2 separate regions of the Mus musculus genome follow, and region 2 is linked to region 1. The links are chromatin loops, found by intact Hi-C in ENCODE. Cell type or tissue: heart. All regions are shown on one strand. Each heading gives the region's core, and the rest is flanking DNA. Links, peaks and the distances in the headings are about the cores only.

Evidence for each region. Peaks named below come from ENCODE experiments on the same cell type or tissue, not always from the same donor. Only the 100,000 strongest peaks of a DNase experiment are listed, where the experiment ranks them.
Region 2: it touches region 1 in a loop (2.1-fold over the local background); 16 of 42 quality-filtered maps call a loop at or near these places.

What each region holds. Positions count from the first base shown.
Region 1 is chr8:13,204,548-13,212,966 of GRCm38, reverse strand. No RefSeq gene overlaps it. Among named protein-coding and RNA genes, the nearest start is that of 2810030D12Rik, 8.0 kb to the right of the region's middle. In heart, for the core only: a CTCF peak has its summit at 4,178 (motif pointing right); DNase peaks (open chromatin) are centred at 3,006, 3,806 and 4,094; H3K4me3 peaks cover 204 bases; H3K27ac peaks cover 4,464 bases.
Region 2 is chr8:13,145,845-13,154,263 of GRCm38, reverse strand. It overlaps Cul4a (cullin 4A), which reads right to left. Exons shown (of 20, transcript NM_146207.3): 20 at 6,324-7,732. The coding sequence ends at 7,637. Among named protein-coding and RNA genes, the nearest start is that of Lamp1, 9.1 kb to the left of the region's middle. In heart, for the core only: a CTCF peak has its summit at 4,772 (motif pointing left); no DNase peak of the experiment used is centred there.

The DNA.
Region 1 (8,419 bases), core at 1,675-6,674:
AAACATTCCTATGTGTAAGGAAGACATGGGTCCATTCACAGCAAGAAGCTACAAGAAATGCACAACACACACACACACACACACACACACACACACGCACGCACGCACGCACGCACGCATGCACTTCCACAAAGCACCAATAATCAAAGAACTGAGGAGATACGAGATTAAAGGGACAGAAGAGTAAAGCAAACATGGACCTGCTGAGGTGCAGACCCGATGTCCATGGTACTCCAACAGCCTCAGTAATGCCCAGCACAGCCTCAATGATAGCAGAAACAACAGCACCCGCAGCACCCGGTGGATAGGACGCTGATGCTCACCTCTGCCCTTGAAAAGCCTCTGTGTGACGACCATCCACGAGGAAGAGTTTAGGGTCATGCAGCCATCTGGGCATTGAAAGATACACTGTTCTGAGGCTCACACAGCAGAGCCACTGAAAACTGGAAACATCAAGTGGGTGAGTTTTATTGTATATAGGTCATATTTCTATGTTGCTAGGAGAATGTGAGGATTTACCAGAATTAAAAGGCATGGTACTTAAGACACAGTTCTGTGGTCAAGAGCATTTGCTGCTCTTGTAGAGGACCTGGGCTCAGTTCCCAGCATATAGTGCCTTACAACTGTCTGTAACTCCATTCCCAGGGGTGCCGATGCATTCCTCTGGCCTCCTTTGGTACTTCATGCTTGTGGTGCATGTATATGCATCAAAACACTCATAAAAGAAAAATAAAGAGGGCTGGAGAGATGGCTCAGCAGTTAAGAGCACTGACTGCTCTTCCAGAGGTCCTGAGTTCAATTCCCAGCAACCACATGGTGGCTCACAACCATCTGTAATGGAAGCTGTTGCCGTCTTCTGGTGTGTCTGAAAATAGCTACAGTGTGCTCAAATAAATAAATAAATCCTTTTTTAAAAACAGAAAAATAAAGTCTCAAACACAGCAGCAGCAACAGGCAACAAAATTTATTTATTTATTTATTTATTGTTTTTTGTTTGTTTGTTTGTTTTTGTTTTTGTTTTTCCGAGACAGGGTTTCTCTGTATAGCGCTGGCTGTCCTGGAACTCACTTTGTAGACCAGGCTGGCCTCGAACTCAGAAATCCGCCTGCCTCTGCCTCCCGAGTGCTGAGATTGAAGGCTTGCGCCACCACACCCGGCTGACAAAATTTATTACAAGCGAAGAATGCACACACACATAGGTACACAAAAACACAAATAACACACAGAGAGAGAATTAGAAACAGAGAGACAGAGGCAGAGAGAGAGAAACAGAGAGAGTCAGAGAGTAAAGTACAGAGAGAAAGACTCTCTGCAAAACAGAGAGGACACTGATAGCTAAATTCCCTGGGCCAACCTAGGTCTTTTAAATTGTTCTGTTGTTTTGGTAGCACAGGGCAAATTCCCCTCCCCTGATAGTGGGCTGTTCCGTTTAAACAAAGAAAGGGGAGTATATATGCCCACACTTTGGGTAAGCATGCTTAGGACAGGCCTTGTACATATCTGACCAGCTTGAACGGGAACGGGAGCGCTGGAAGGATCCCCCCCCCCAACACCCCCATAGCATCCCCAGGCCTTTTTTTTTTTTTTTTTTTTTGGTCTCAGGTCGGGAGAACCCGTTTGCCACCATGATTCTCTCTCTGTGACCTTTCCCATATCTCTCTGCCTTCTAGGGATGATGTTTATCTTCTGCTCCCGCAAAAGGAGAGAACTGACCCCTGAAAGTTGTTCCTCCACCTCTGCACCATTGTGTTCGGTGCCCCCCAAAACAAATCAACAAATAAATACATAGAAGAAAAAAAATTAAATACGAAAGTATGCTCGTCTTTTCGATGACTCTGACAGAAGAAAATCAAAGTGTTCTATTTGCATACTCAGAGCTCTTCCGAGTCGCTGAGCCCCTTGCGGACGCTCCTCGCAGTCTTCTGTGGTGGAGCTTTCTTCTGCAGACCCTGACCTACCAAGTGGGAACTTAGCCAATAACTCAGAAGAAATGGAACAGCCCGAGTGCATCTGGTGAAGCGCCTGAGACAAAAGTAACAAAACTGTGTCCACGCTGAAACAAAAAGTAACAAAACCATGTTCACACCCTGGGACCTACACTCCCATCACCCTTGATGACAGAAGATGAAGGAAATAAAAAAACACAGAGGAAAGTGAGCAGGGTTCTATCAGGTGAGGCATCTGGATGGACAGACAGCACACAGGAGTGGCAGTGCCTGTGCAGAGCAGGAAGCCGAGCTGTGCTGTGGGAAGAAGGGGATGGTGGGGATGGATGCGCAGCTATTGAGCCAGTCTTTAGTCCACACTCAGGACGATCCCAAAGCTGTTGTTTGTACTCTGCCAGCTTTAAGAGGGTATGGGCTGGGAAGATGGATCAGCCGCTAAAGGACTGCTCAGTCAACCGGGCTGGAGGTGGAATCCCAGCACCCATGTGGAGTGGCTCATAGCTCAAGCTCTGGGGTGTATCTAAAGTCAGCTATAGTGTACGCATATAAATAATAATAAATAAATAAATAATATTTAAATAACCAGTACCCCGGAGCTCTTAACTCTAGCTGCATATGTATCAAAAGATGGCCTAGTCGGCCATCACTGGAAAGAGAGGCCCATTGGACACGCAAACTTTATATGCCCCACTACAGGGGAACGCCAGGGCCAAAAAGAGGGAGTGGGTGGGTAGGGGAGTGGGGGTGGGTGGGTATGGGGGACTTTTGGTATAGCATTGGAAATGTAAATGAGCTAAATACCTAATAAAAAATGGAAAAAAATAATATTTAAAAATTAATAAAAATAAAAACAAACAAACAAACAAAACACAGTGCAGCCCTGACATTGGTGGACAGGATTCAGTAGGGGTGGGAGAGGCTGGGAGCCAACACTGTCTTTTGCCTATGCTTTCAGACAGCTGTAAGTAAGGCTTTGGCTTAAGGAGTGGCAGGGGTGGAACTGGCTGTTGATAAATGTCAACAGCTTCTAAAAATAAACAGGCCAGAGTCCCAGTGCTCAGAACTTGTGAGGTTAGTCCCCACTGGAGTGCAGGCCACCCTTTATGGGCATCTGAGCTTCTTGCTTTGACCTTACATCAAGAACAAGAACCCTAATTAAGTCAGCTTCATTCAGGGTTAGTCCCTGGCTTCCCAGTGCCACCTCCAGTCTACGCCACAAAGACACCAGGCTGCTACTTGACAAATGGCCAAGCTGCCCGCTGTGCTTGACGTGTGTGTTTACGACACACCAGTCCCCAAGATTATGTACCAGATGCTAATGCACAGGGAGGGCATGGCTTGCTATAGGTGCATGCTTGTAATCCCAGCATCCAAGAGTCTGAAGCCGGAGAATCACCAGAAGTGTGAAACCAGCCAGGGCTATGTAGTCTGACTATCTGAGTTCAATACCTGAACCCCACACTGTGGAAGAGATTGTTGGATAAGAGAACTGTCTCCAGGGAGCTGCCCTCTGACTTCCACATGTGTGTGTGCAAGAACATGCATGTGCACCTGTGCATGTATATGTGCACACAGGCACACAATAAATAATAACACAAATGAATGTAAAACAAAGAAATAAACCCAAATCAGGGAGATGGGCAGGAGCAGGGGGAGAGGTTGGTCAACCAAAAGCAAGCATGTTTGAAAAATGTCACGAGGGCACCTGTTACTTTCTATGCAAATCAAAAATATTAAATTAAACTTAAGCTAGATTGAGAAAGAAGGGCAGGCGTGCAGCTGGCAAGCTGACGGATGCTCTCCAGGCTGCTCTGGCCAGCTGACAGGGGAGAGGCAGGGAGAGTCGCATTCTCCATGGGGGAGGAGCCTCTTGGCACAGATGTTCCCTGTGGGGAGGAGCAGGTGACTTCTTCAAGGAACAGGGTGAGGCTGACAATTCTGCATTTTCCGGAGGCCTGACACCACCCAGGATTCCGTTAAACCCACCAAGACATAGACCCAACCCTGGAAGCTGGACCAAGCCTTTCTCAGTGTCTCATTTCCAAGGCTGATAAATACTGCAACCTATTAGTTTTCATATTTAGGTATCTCAGAAGTAGCATTTCCTTACAGGGACCACAGTCTCCAAATGTGCTTAGTCACTGTTCTGCAGCAGGGCAAGAAAGCCAGAGGCACTGTTGTCCCTAGATGGTCCCACTGTTCCTGTGTCTAAACAGACACTGCCAAGGCTGGCTGCTCACACCCAGAAGGTGGCAGTCAAAGCCTGTACCCTGCTCCTTCAATTCTCTCTCTCTCTCTCTCTCTCTGAATTATTTATTTTATGTACATGAGTATACTGTAGCTATTTTCAAACACACCAGAACCAGAAGAAGGCATCAGATCCCATTATAGATGGTTGTGAGCCACCATGTGGTTGCTGGGAATTGAACTCAGGACCTCTGAAAGAGCAGTTGGTGCTCTTAACCACTGAGCCAGCCCCTCCTCTTCTTCAAGATATAGTCTCACTAGGTGGCCCAGGTTGGCCATGAACTCCTATATAGCCCAGGCTGGCCTCAAATTCATAATCCTTCTGCCTCAGCATCCCTAGTCCAGGCATGACTAGCTATACCTGATCTATACGTGATCTAGTCATGAGCCGCCATGACTAGCTATACTGGTCTATTTTAACATTTTATTATCACTGTGTGTGCACATGTGTGTGCTCGTGTGAGTGTGGGTGTATGAGTGCCACACTGTGTGTGTGAAGGTCAGAGGACCACTTTCAAGAGTCGATTCTCTTCTTCCACTGGTTTTGGGGCAGGGTTTCCCTTCTTGTTTCTGGCATGTAGTGTGCTCCAGGTAAGCTGGCCCAAGAGCTTCTGTCTCCATCTTTCGTCTTGACATAGAGCTGCTGGGGTTACAGATGTCAGCCATTGTATCTGGCTTATTTACACGGGCTCTGGGGATGGGGCTCAGGCCATGAGGTTATGTGAACATTTGGTTTTTTAACCTCCTGAGCCTACTTGCTGGCTCTGTTTTAATTTTTATTATTTCTCTTTATTTTGAGACAGGACCTCATGTCTCAAACCCAGGCTGGCCTCAAACTCCTATCAAATCAAAACCATAACACTTTCTCTCTCTCTCTCCCTCTCTCAGAGAAGATAAGAGACGTTTATTTTGGAGATAAATGTGAGTGACCATGGCCGTGACCATGGAACCCAGAGAGAGTTAGTTTCCCCTAAATTCTGGGTTAACAGTGTGGAAGCAGTTTTACGAAGTTTCTCTAGTAATGGAATAAAGTCATAAATAAATAAAAATGAATCAAGGTGCTTTTCAAATACATTGTTGGGAGCATCAGAGAGGCTGGCTACAGGAAAACAGAGAACCCTGTTGTAGGCCTCACGTACTGATGGTACCTTCGGGTTTGGGCTGGTGGAAGCGAGTGAATATTTTCCAAAGGGAACCTGGTTCTCTATGCATTCCAGGTGCTCCACCTCTGTCACATAGCTTCGAGGACTGTCAGGAGAGATTAAAGATGGCCTGAGATAAGTTGGCTCTGAACTTGCAACATTCCAACCTCTCCACATTGGTTGATCAGTCTCCTCGCAGAAGGTTCAACTTGAAAAAGCAACTCCTTTCTGGGAAATTTCGTGCATATTCCCCAAGAACTGTCAAAACCTAATTGAGATAGGCATACATTTACATGAAATGTAGAAGTCAAAAAGAAAAAAGAAACAATATCATCTCGTTATCCTGAAGCCATGGGAGGAGAGGCAGGGTGTGTGGTGGGAATATCTGGATGACAGTCCTTCCACAGGACTGCTAGGGAAATGTGCTTTTCCTTTGGCTTTCCATGACAGGGCTGTGTTCTGTCTGGTCATGCTGTCCAGAGGTGGAGAACCACAGTGACCCAAACTCTGAACCAGAGAGGTCTTCTGTCCCCCAGGGAATTGTCAATAGGTTGTCTGCCTAGCTTTTTCTTTTCCTACTCCTCTCCCCACCCCTGCCTCCTTCCCCTCCCCCTCTCCCCTCCCCTCCCCCTCTTCTCTCTCCTTCCTTCTTCCTCCTCCTTCCCCCTTCCACTCCTCTTCTCCCAATCCCCAGACAAAATCTTACTCATACTCCTCTCAAACTAGTAATTCCCCTGCCTCTGCCTCCCAAATCATGGGATTAGCAGCTTCAGAGACTTTCATCTCTAATCTCTCTCAAGGGCCTTCAGAATGCTGTCAAGGCAATTCCACCCAGGGAAGAATATGGTAAAAAACAGTGTGGTGTCCTTAAAAGGGACAGATGCTTGTCTCCTACTTGCTAACCTCCCCACAGAGATAATCAGGCCACAAGAGGCTGATGGGAGTAGGCTCTGCCTACAAGGATGGGGGTCAGCTCTGGGCCAGTAGGTTATAAAGCACGTGCACGGTGATGTCAGAAGGAAACCCATTATTTTATATGACTAACACACACTCTGTTTTACAAGCTGCATTTGGAGCCAGTCCCCAGCTTCATGATGACCCTTCGGAGATCCATTCAGGGAACTGGCAGGTCTGGACCCACCCAGCTTCCCCAAGCCCCACCCATTCACCACCCTAAACCTGTTTGCTTTCTTTAAAGTTCCCTTGGATACAATCTCAGGGGATGGGCTGCCAGGCGCTGGGAGTGCCTTTTGCATCTGCTCAGGTGACTCTACATTCGGTGACTTCAGGATCTCTCTCTCTTTTTTTTTATAGAATTATTTATTATATGTAAGTACACTGTAACTGTCTTCAGACACAACAAGAGGGCTTGTCAGATCTCATTATGGATGGTTGTGAGCCACCATGTGGTTGCTGGGATTTGAACTCAGGACCTTTGGAAGAGCAGTCAGTGCCTCTTTCAGTGCTCTTAACCCCTGAGCCATCTCTCCAGCCCCAGACTTCAGGATCTCACAGGGATGAAGTCGCCAGCTCAAAGGCATGGGGACCTGAGGTTGGTCATGCTGCCACCCTGCTTTCTCCTGTAAGTCAAGTGACCTGTTGAAGTCACTCTCACAGGTCTGGCTGAGCTAAGCCAGTCCTTCCTAAGACCCTGAGGCTAGGGTGAAGTGGTAGCCTAGATGGCCCCTATTTAGACCCCTACTTAGGCCCTGTGTAGGCCTCACCCAAAGTGCTAAGTAGGACCTGGGAAGTTCTGAAGGAGAGGATCTGAAGATTCAGGGTTTTGCTTGTTTGTTTTCTTTTGTTTTTGAGACAAGGTCTCACTCTGTAGCCCTGGCTGGAACTCAGTATGTAGACCAATAGACCAAACTGGCCCAGAACTCATAGACTTACCTCAGGACTCGTAAGTGCTGGTATTAAAGACATGCACAATCTGAACATTTTCTGGGGTCACTGGGGTCCCCCTCTAAGCTGATCCATTCATCACTATTCATGGCTCTGCACTGCCCCACTGCCTGGACACGGAAGCAGTAACTCTCCTGAGCCCTTTGCAGAGAAAAGTGTGCACTGTGACCTGGTCCTCAGGACCGCAGCATCTGGACAGGTGGCGTGCGTCCTGCCTCACTTCTACATTAGGAAGCTGCCCAGGGCACAGGGCTGGGGTGGAAGCCAGTGGAAGCTTCCAAGAGGAAGGATGGAAAATTTCAAACACAAACAAAAGTCTCCCCAGAGGATCATCCAGCCACAGCAGATGTTATAATTCTTCTCCTTTTTATTTAGCGGAAGGGTTTCATGTTAGCTTTTGTCTGTCTGTCTGTCTGTCTGTCTGTCCTAGTGCTGAGGGTCAAAGGCAAATGTTCTACCACTGGGCTGTCCTGCTGCTGGCCTTAGCCCCCGTCAGTTGGAAGGTCTTTAAAGCCGCGTGCAGACTTTATGTTCTTCTCTTGTGAGATTGCTCAAGAGCCTGCCAAAGGCACAGAAGCTGAGGACTGAGAGTGGTTGGCAGTAAGTGGTAAACTTATACCTGAGAAAAGAGCAGTGTGTGAGAGCCCTGACCATCCTGGCTGTAAGGTCACAGGTCACGGGAGGGACAGAAAGCTTTTCTGTCAGAATCAGAAAAGCGGGTGTGGCACTGGATGAAGGGTTGTCGAGAGAACTTGCTGCCCAGAGGGGCCCTGCTCAGAGTAGGGTAAAGGCGAGGGACAGAGCCACGTGGATCAGCAAAGACACCTGCGTAAGCTTTTTGAAGCAGAGGGCAGGGCTGGAGGGCCTACGTCTGGCTTGTCACATGAGCTATGGTCAGTTGCATCCAAAGTACTAGGCAAGGAGCTGTTTCTTTCAGCACAAATCAGGGATGTTCATTATCCATCTGCTTTCAAGCTAACGGGGGATAGATGAAGTCCAACGAATCATTCTTTTAATAAAAATAATTAGCTGAGGAGGGAAGAAGGAATCATGTCTCCACCCATAGCTGAGGAGCCAGCTGCTGGCTTCAGGAAGAGGGAGAGTCAGTTCCTTTATGGGCGTGGCCCTTAGGTTAGTCACACTCCACTCATGGCCACACCCACGAGTTTATGGGTAGAG
Region 2 (8,419 bases), core at 1,893-6,892, 59 kb after region 1:
CCAGCCCCAGCTCCTTGTTCTTAAAGAACAAGTATTAACTTTATGTGTGCGAGCACTTGCCCCCTTGCTCCTAAGCCCTCTGGGTTCTTCCAGCTTGCTTCATTCAGGAATGGATTTTCAGTGGAGAGAGTTCCAGGTTGATAACTAACCTCAACGGCGTTTTTAAATGAAGGATTCATATTTCTATGGTGACTTACTCAGTTGGTGTGTGGTATGTGCTGGAAATAGCTTTTAAGATTATTATCTCCGCCTGGAAAATAAGAAAATCAAAAGCTCTGAGAACTTAAGCAATTTGCCCAGGGACAATTTGCCCAGCTAAGCCAGAACTTCCCAGTGTCTGACTTCATAGTCCCAGTGCTTAGCCATTGTGGACACTTGTCTTCCCTGGCTCTTTAGCCATCTCCACAGCCCAGTGCTGCCCCAGGGAACTCAGCAGGTAGCCTTGGCTACCTTACTGGTAGCCACCTGAGAGTCCCCGGAGTGGAGGGTCTCTTCCCGTACACCTGGCTTTGCTGAACCTAGCTGCCACCTAAGGCAGACAACTACCACACACGCACACCACACATGAGCATTCTTTCACCCCAATTTTCTCTAGGAACATGACTGCCCGCTCTCCTTCCTGTCTCTGGATTAGGTTGTCTCCGGCGCTGCTTCACCGTCTTGGAGACACTCCTGGTCTTGGCCTCAGACCTGGGCTGCTACTTGTTGGACCCGAGTTAGTGTCCTGGCTTTTTCCAGCTCACCATGCCTCCCACTCCTTCCTTAAAACTTCCTGCTTTGTGGGTTTCTGCTCTTCCATATAGTTCTGTATTCTTTCTCTACAGGTGCTGTTTGCTGCACAGGACACCACACATAGACATTTGGGTAACAATCTGCATTAAGAATGATTTTTGGGGCTGGTGAGATGGCTCAGTGGGTAAGAGCACCCGACTGCTCTTCCGAAGGTCAGGAGTTCAAATCCCAGCAACCACATGGTGGCTCACAACCATCTGTAACAAGATCTGACGCCCTCTTCTGGAGTGTCTGAAGACAGCTACAGTGTACTTACATATAATAAATAAATAAATCTTAAAAAAAAAACTTCTCTTGAGTTTGCATTCTATAAAAAAAAAAAAAAAAAAAAAAAAAAGAATGATTTTTGAAAGTGGAGCCCCAGATTGCAACATGAAATATTAACTGGTCAGGTAGATTTTAGGGATGGGGATCCTGAAAGGAAAGAGTCTCATCCTAGTCCTTGGCCAGAAGTTGGGAATTGGCTTCAGCTCTCTTGGCCAGAGGCCAAGATTCCCCCCTCCTCCCACCAAGGAACATATGAGGGTGGCTGACTCCAGTCCTGACGCTGACCCCTCTCAACAACTTTGGAACTAGATCTCTGGTTCTTCATGGTGGAAATGGGTTATATCCAGTCCCTAACTTCATCCATTCCCTAAGTGATTTTAGGGACTGGTTTTGAGTGGAGACCTATGCTACTCAAAACATGAGACACTATCGTGGCCTCCCTTCAGCAGTAATTCAGGAGGGCCTGGAGATCAGCAGCAGGTCAGGAACCTAACTTCCAACAAAAAACGCTGATTCACCGGAGGGCATGTTACAGCGATGGATGGATGGAAGAATAATTATCCCCTTAAATCGATCATGTCCCTTCCTTCTCAGATAAGTCTTTCATGAAGCACCACCAGAACGTACATCCCAGGAGCACCTGGGGCCCGCCTGCCTTTCTGAGTCCTAACGTAGAGAAGGGCCTCGTCCTGAGCTCAGTCTCCTGGTCACACCAGCACAGGTGGCATAGGACTACAAGCAGGGAGGGACGACACCTGAGTTAGACAGGTGGAGAGGTAGCGCTAAGATGACCTTTGAGTGTTCAAGGAAGAGCCAGAAGTAAGGCCCCCTTTGGTTAGTGCTTGGGCAGAAGGACTAGGGAAAGTTCCAGGCTCTGGAGCGGGAGTGGTTGATTGTTATATATCACACTTTATTATTTAAAGGTTTGTAAAGCGGTGGTAAGTTTGTCCAGTCAGGGGGCTGGAGAGATGGCTCAGCGGTTAAGAGCACTGACTGCTCTTCTTTTTTTTTTTTTTTTTTTTTTTTTAAAGATTTATTTATTTATTATATGTAAGTACACTGTAGCTGTCTTCAGACGCACCAGAAGAGGGCATCAGATCTCTGTTAGAGGTGGTTGTGAGCCACCATGTGGTTGCTGGGATTTGAACTTCGGACCTTTGGAAGAGCAGGCGGGTGCTCTTACCCCCTGAGCCATCTCACCAGCCCCTGACTGCTCTTCTGAAGGTCCTGAGTTCAAATCCCAGCAACCATATGGTGACTCACAACCATCTGTAATGAGATCGGATGCATTTGTCTGGAGTGTCTGAGGACAGCTACAGTGTACTTACATATAATAAATAAATAAATATTAAAAAAGATTGTTCAGTCAGTCAAGGGTCTGCCCTGGAAGTACAAGAATTTGAGTCTGATCCACAAAACCACAAACAAGGAAAGCCCTGGGATAGCACATGGCTGCTATTATAGCGCTGGGGAGGAGGAGGGAACCAGTGTACTTGCTGAGCTCCTGACTGGCAAGATCCTGACCCCCCCCCCCCCCCTTCTTTTTTCCAAAAGAAGTAGACAGTGCTTGAAGACCACCACCTGAAGTGGTACACAGGCCAGGGGATGCCCACCCAAAGCCAGAATCTAAGGTCTACTCTGAACAGAAGAAGGCTAAGGAGTGGCAAAGCTGATTTATCTTTTGGGTCCCACATGGAGAAAGGAGAAAATGATTCTTAAGTGGCCTTCTAAACTCCATGCATACACCATGGCCTTCTCCTGTCTCCCAAGAAACCAAGTGCTTTCCTTGCAGAAAAGCAAGAAAGAACTATCCGACTGCCAACAGGAACCCAGAACGGTGGACATGGCACCATGTAGGTGACTTTCATCATGATCAACTGGTAAGCCTAAGGACAGGGGAGGTAGACAGGAGGGCAGGTGTGGGGGGATGGCAAAGAAGGGTGCCAGAGCAGTCACACGCTCACCAGGCCTCTGCACTCGCCCTCCAGTAGCAGCCTCTCCTCAGCCCAGCTCTCCCCACTAACCTGTGTTCCTGCTTATGGTGTCAGCTGTTCCTTATACATCACTCTCCTGTCACTATTGAGCTTTCCTGGCCTGTCCCACAGAAGCCAGGGTCACAGGGCTCATTTCTCTCCAAGCAGTGTGTTCTGTTCTCTCAGCTCTCTGATCTCTTCCTGGATCTTGTCTCCCTGGACAGTGTGGCTGCCAGTAGCCACATTCTCCAGCACTGGGTCCCTGCTCACTCATCACTCATGCCCTACTTCTCACTCACAGCAGTACGAGTCCACAGTCACTCGTGTGACCAGTGCCTTCCTTCCCACCTCAACCCAATCCTTCTCCATGATGACCTGGACCTCCCTTCCACCTCCCACCACTGGCATCACCTCTGTATGAGCCTCAGTCCGGATGATCATTCCACTCATCTACCCTTTGAGTGCAGAACTCATTCATCTAGTGTGCTGCTGGTCTGTTTTCCTAGTGGATAGGGATTTTTTTTTCTTTTTTCTTTCTTTCTTTTTTTTTTTTTTTTGGTCTTGTTTTGTTTTTTAAGATTTATTTATTATTATACATAAGTACACTGTAGCTGTCGTCAAAACACACCAGAAGAGGGCGTCAGATCTCATTATGGGTGGTTGTGAGCCACCATGTGGTTGCTGGGATTTGAACTCATGACCTTTGGAAGAGCAGTCAGTGCTCTTACCCGCTGAGCCATCTCACCAGCCCAGATAGGGATTTTAATCCTTCAAACAAAATTGTTCCATGTCTTTTTAAATTTATGTGTATGAATAATTTACATATTACTCCTCCCCTCCCCTTCCCTCCCCTCCTTTCCCCTCTCCTCTCCCCTAAGTTCTCTTCACTTGCATGGTAAACACATAAGACATATGTATAAAGGACATACAAGTGAAAAGCTGCTGGCCTAGGATGGGCTCCATGGTAGAGCACATACCCTGGGTTCTATCCCAGCACCATAAAATCAAACAGAACCAACAGACCAGGGATGTAGCAGCACATTTCTAAAACTTCACATCAGGACCTCCAGGTCATCCTCAGCTTCAAGGTGAGTTTGAAGCTAGCCTGGGCTGTTACCTCCTTCTAGCCTAGCAAGGCTGGCTGTGACCATCTGCCGCTTAAGCTGAGCCACCTGCTGTGCTGCTCCTTTGATGTGCCACTACCTGCCCAGGCCCAACCTGCCTGAGGCCTAACAGGTTCTCTTCCAAGATTTTCCGGAGTTAGCACGGAACTGTGATCTTCGTGAGTTCCCACTAAAAGGCTGACCTATCTACTTCAAAGAAACTTTGCACGCCTAGAGATGGGCCTCCCCTCTTCTTTATAAAGCATGTTTGCTGACATTAAAATTGAACCTTGATCAGAATAACTGTCTTGGTTTCATATTTCTCTCGCGCTGCCTAGCTCCCTCTTCTCTTCCAGATTCCAAAATGCCTGTCCAGAACAGAACTCAGACATGTGAACCGCTGGCCAGACACAACACTGGGCTACATAAGATCCTTTCTCCTTCACTCTCAGACACAGAACAAAACAAAACAAAATGCCATTCAACATTAATTCTACTCTACAAAAGTGAATCTTATCTAAATTTATCAGTAGAATAAACATTGGGAGAGGTGACCCAGTGACTGAGGGCTCAGTAGAGGACCCAGGTTTGGTTCCCAGTGTCTACACCTTTAACTCTGATTCCAAAGGATCTGATGCCCTCCTCAGGCCACTGTGGGCACTGAATGCACAGGATGTAGATGCAATATATGCAGGGAAAGACATACACATAAAATAAAAATAAATCTGGGGTAGAGAGATCGCTTCAAACAAAAGAAAACTGGCGGCTCTTCCAGAAGACAGCCTCAACACCCACATGATAGCTTATGACCATGTTATTCCAGTCCCAGGGGATCCAACTCCCATTTCTGACTTTCACAGGCCCTAGGCAAACACTTGGTACACAGACATACATGCAGCCTGTATTAGCCAGGGTTTTCTCTAGGCGCTACAAGAATAGAACAGATAGAGTGGTTTACAGGCTCTGGAGTCAAGCTGGTCCAACAGTAGGTGTTTCCTTGACAGGAAGTTCAGAAAGTGTTCAGTCCACGGGGCTGGATGGCTCAGCTAGTCTGCACTACTTCACTCTGTAGGAATCCTCCAGTAGGCTCTAATAGCAGTGAAGGGTGCCTCAGCAGCAGGATCTATGAAGTTACAGTGAGAATGAGAGTAAGCAGGTAAAAAGAAGTGCCCTTTTCCCATTGCCTTTTTATAGGCTGTTGCTAGACGGTGGCGCCAGATTTAGGGTGGGTCCGCCCACTTCAAACGATCTAGATTTAAGATGAGTCTTCCTACCTCAAACGATTCAGTGAACTAAAAACCCCTTACAGATGTGCCCAGCTGCTTGAGTTTTTAGTTTAAAGAAATCTTACACTTATTTTGTGCTTGCGGAGGTCAGAGGCAGCCTGCTGGAGTTGGTTATCTTCTTCCATCATGTGAATTTCTGGGACTGAATTCAGGTTACCAGAGTTGGTTCCAAGGGCCCTGACCCACTGAGTCATCTTGCTGGCACCTTATCTGTATTTTGAAGTGAGAGACAATTTGTATCTTCTTTTTTGAGGGCTGGACATAACTATGGGCCTTCCTAAGAGCTTGCTGGGCAATAGCTCTTCCACTGAGTTACATCCTTAGCACCACCCCTCCATTTTTTTTTTTTTTAATTTAACTACTTAAGACAATTTTACTAAATGACCTGGCTACATAATTCACATATTCAGGGGAATCCTCGTAAGAATTGCTCGTCACTGGGTATTTCATCTTTTCTTATGCTGCTGCTGAAATACAGCCTTTTGTCACAGTCTACATTGTGGGAAGGCCACCAGACTTCTGCTAATTTTGTGTCACTTTTCATTTGTCTCTCTTAGGTTTTCTAGGCAAAAGTTCCCTCAATTCCAACCTTAAAGCTTCTGTGTCTAGCTGCCCTTTTTGTTTGCCATTATTTTCTCTGTGTTGTTCCACATTAACTTTCACTCTGAGAAGACTCTGAACAATGTTGGTGAGTGAGAGACTGGGCAGAAACGAGGAGAGTGAAAGGTCCTTACGATTGGCTGATGGCTCACTTAACTTGTGCCTGTAGTGGAGGAAAGAGAAGGGGCAGTCCTGTGAGGGTGACCGGGTTCCTTTCTTTTGTCTGATTTGCTACCTGTCAAAAGCTGCTGAGCCGTCAGGAGGAGAGTGTCATCTACATAGCCAATGTATTAGTAAAGTAATTTAAAGGCCAATTAAACTAGTTTTATTCAAAGTAAGTCTACATTAAATTACAATATTAACAATTTGTAGACACAATGAACTTAAAAATAAGAAGTAGAAATAGAAATCTATTTGGTCTTTCAGAGACCACATCATAGAACTCATAAATGAAAATGTACAAATATAGAAATGATACTTAAAGAGAAAGGGTTTTAATATGGGGGCCCAAAAAGATGTTGTATCTTAAACATGCATGTTTCAAAAAGGGAGAATCCTTTAATAATTTAGCATAAAATCGAGTTATATAAACTTGGTATATTCCAGAAAATATTGCTTTAAACACTTATACATGATCAAAATTCCTTTGGTAGCTTTTAATCAAAATGAAACATGCTACTTTGTAAAATATAAAGTACTTTTAAATGTTGCAAAAGTGTCTGTCATCATCACCATGCCAACACCACTATGGAGCCTCGTTCTCGCTGCCCAACCCACCTGTACACACAGTATGTCTCCAGGAACCAACAATTCCTTTGCCTTTTGACAAACATAACTAAACTCCATATAGTGCCAGGGCAGAGATCCAAGACGGTCTCTGTGCAAGACTATAAAACCAGGCCCGATTTTATTATGGTAATCACACAAACTGCAACTTCAACAGTCAAACAGCAGTCACCCCAAAGCCAAAACCAGGACCTCCACACTCAACCAGCATGGAAACAAACATGAAACCCCCAAGCCCCTCAACAAACGACAAGCAGCCCTCTGGGTGAGCTGTGTCTCATGACAGACATGATGTCCTCTTGGCACATCAGGGACCTCATTTAGAAACCTGATTTACAGAAGCCAAAGTTTCCAACTTTCTGAAAATACACAGAAGAGAGGCCAATGCTCAGGGTGCAGAGATCCGAGTGGCAGCCTGGACAGTTTCTCCCCAGTGCCCCAGCCCAGGGCTCTCTCTTTCTCTCTGAGTCTTCATGAGGGGAAGAACACAGCAGCTAGGGTAATTCCACTGTGTCCCACAATCACACACACAACAAACCAAGCCCGTGGCTTTCTGCCAGAGGAACGAGAGCTTGTGAAGGAACTTCTCAATGCGAAGTTAGAGAGTAACAGAAACAATAAAGAAGTAGGGGAAGAAGCAGGGAGGGAAGATGGGTGTCATCTCAAAGCCCTTGCGCCCTGGGAAGGATGAGCCAAGAACCACATCCTCTGCTCCGAATCCAAGCGTCCACAGTCGGGGCAGCTGCAGGGACCTGGAGACGGCACAGCAGCTTCACTCTCAGGTGCTTCGTGTGTGTGTCTCACTGGGAGACGACAGTCAGCTGGTGCGTCATGCCACGTAGTGGTACTGATTTGGACTGTCTTTGTCTCGTTCCATATAGTCTCTGTCTATAAGTGACTCAATCCTTTTTTTCAAATCTCCAGGCTAGAAAAGAGAAATCAGACATTTTAGGATAGGGCACTGAACCTAGAAACACAGACCCAACATTCTGTATGGAACATGTAACAAAAATATGCAATGCTACAACAGACGTGTACACACACACACACACACACACAACCCCTGGCTTCTCCTCACATGAGCATGCAAACAGACTCTATGTTGCATGCTCTCACATATTTAGAAGGAAAATCTGATCATGCTTTGCTGGGGCATTCTTACTTTGCTGCTATTATATATTCATACTCTTCCTTTTGTGTGTAAGAGCGTGGGCACATGGCATAGACCAACCGTAGGACTTGGTTCCCTCCTTCCTCCTCTGGGTCTCAGTGACTGAGCTTGGGCTATCAGGCTTTGCTATCAGGTGCCTTACCTGCCTTACCCTCAGGGCCCTCGTGCTGCTCCTGCTCAGAGTCTGAGCTATTGTCCATGAACTCACTAAGTAGCCCAGGTTGGATTCAAACTTGCAGCAATCCTCCTGTATCAGCCTCCCTGAGGTAAAGGTTATAGGTATACACCATCTCTAGCCATTCACTCGTGTGAAGCACTTTTTCTATGTGCTCAGCCTCCTAGTCAGTCCATGCTTACCAGATATGGCACATCACAGTACAGCCACACATTCTGAGTGTTTTTCTAAGTTACTGCAAAAGTGTCATTGTCACTATGTAGGTC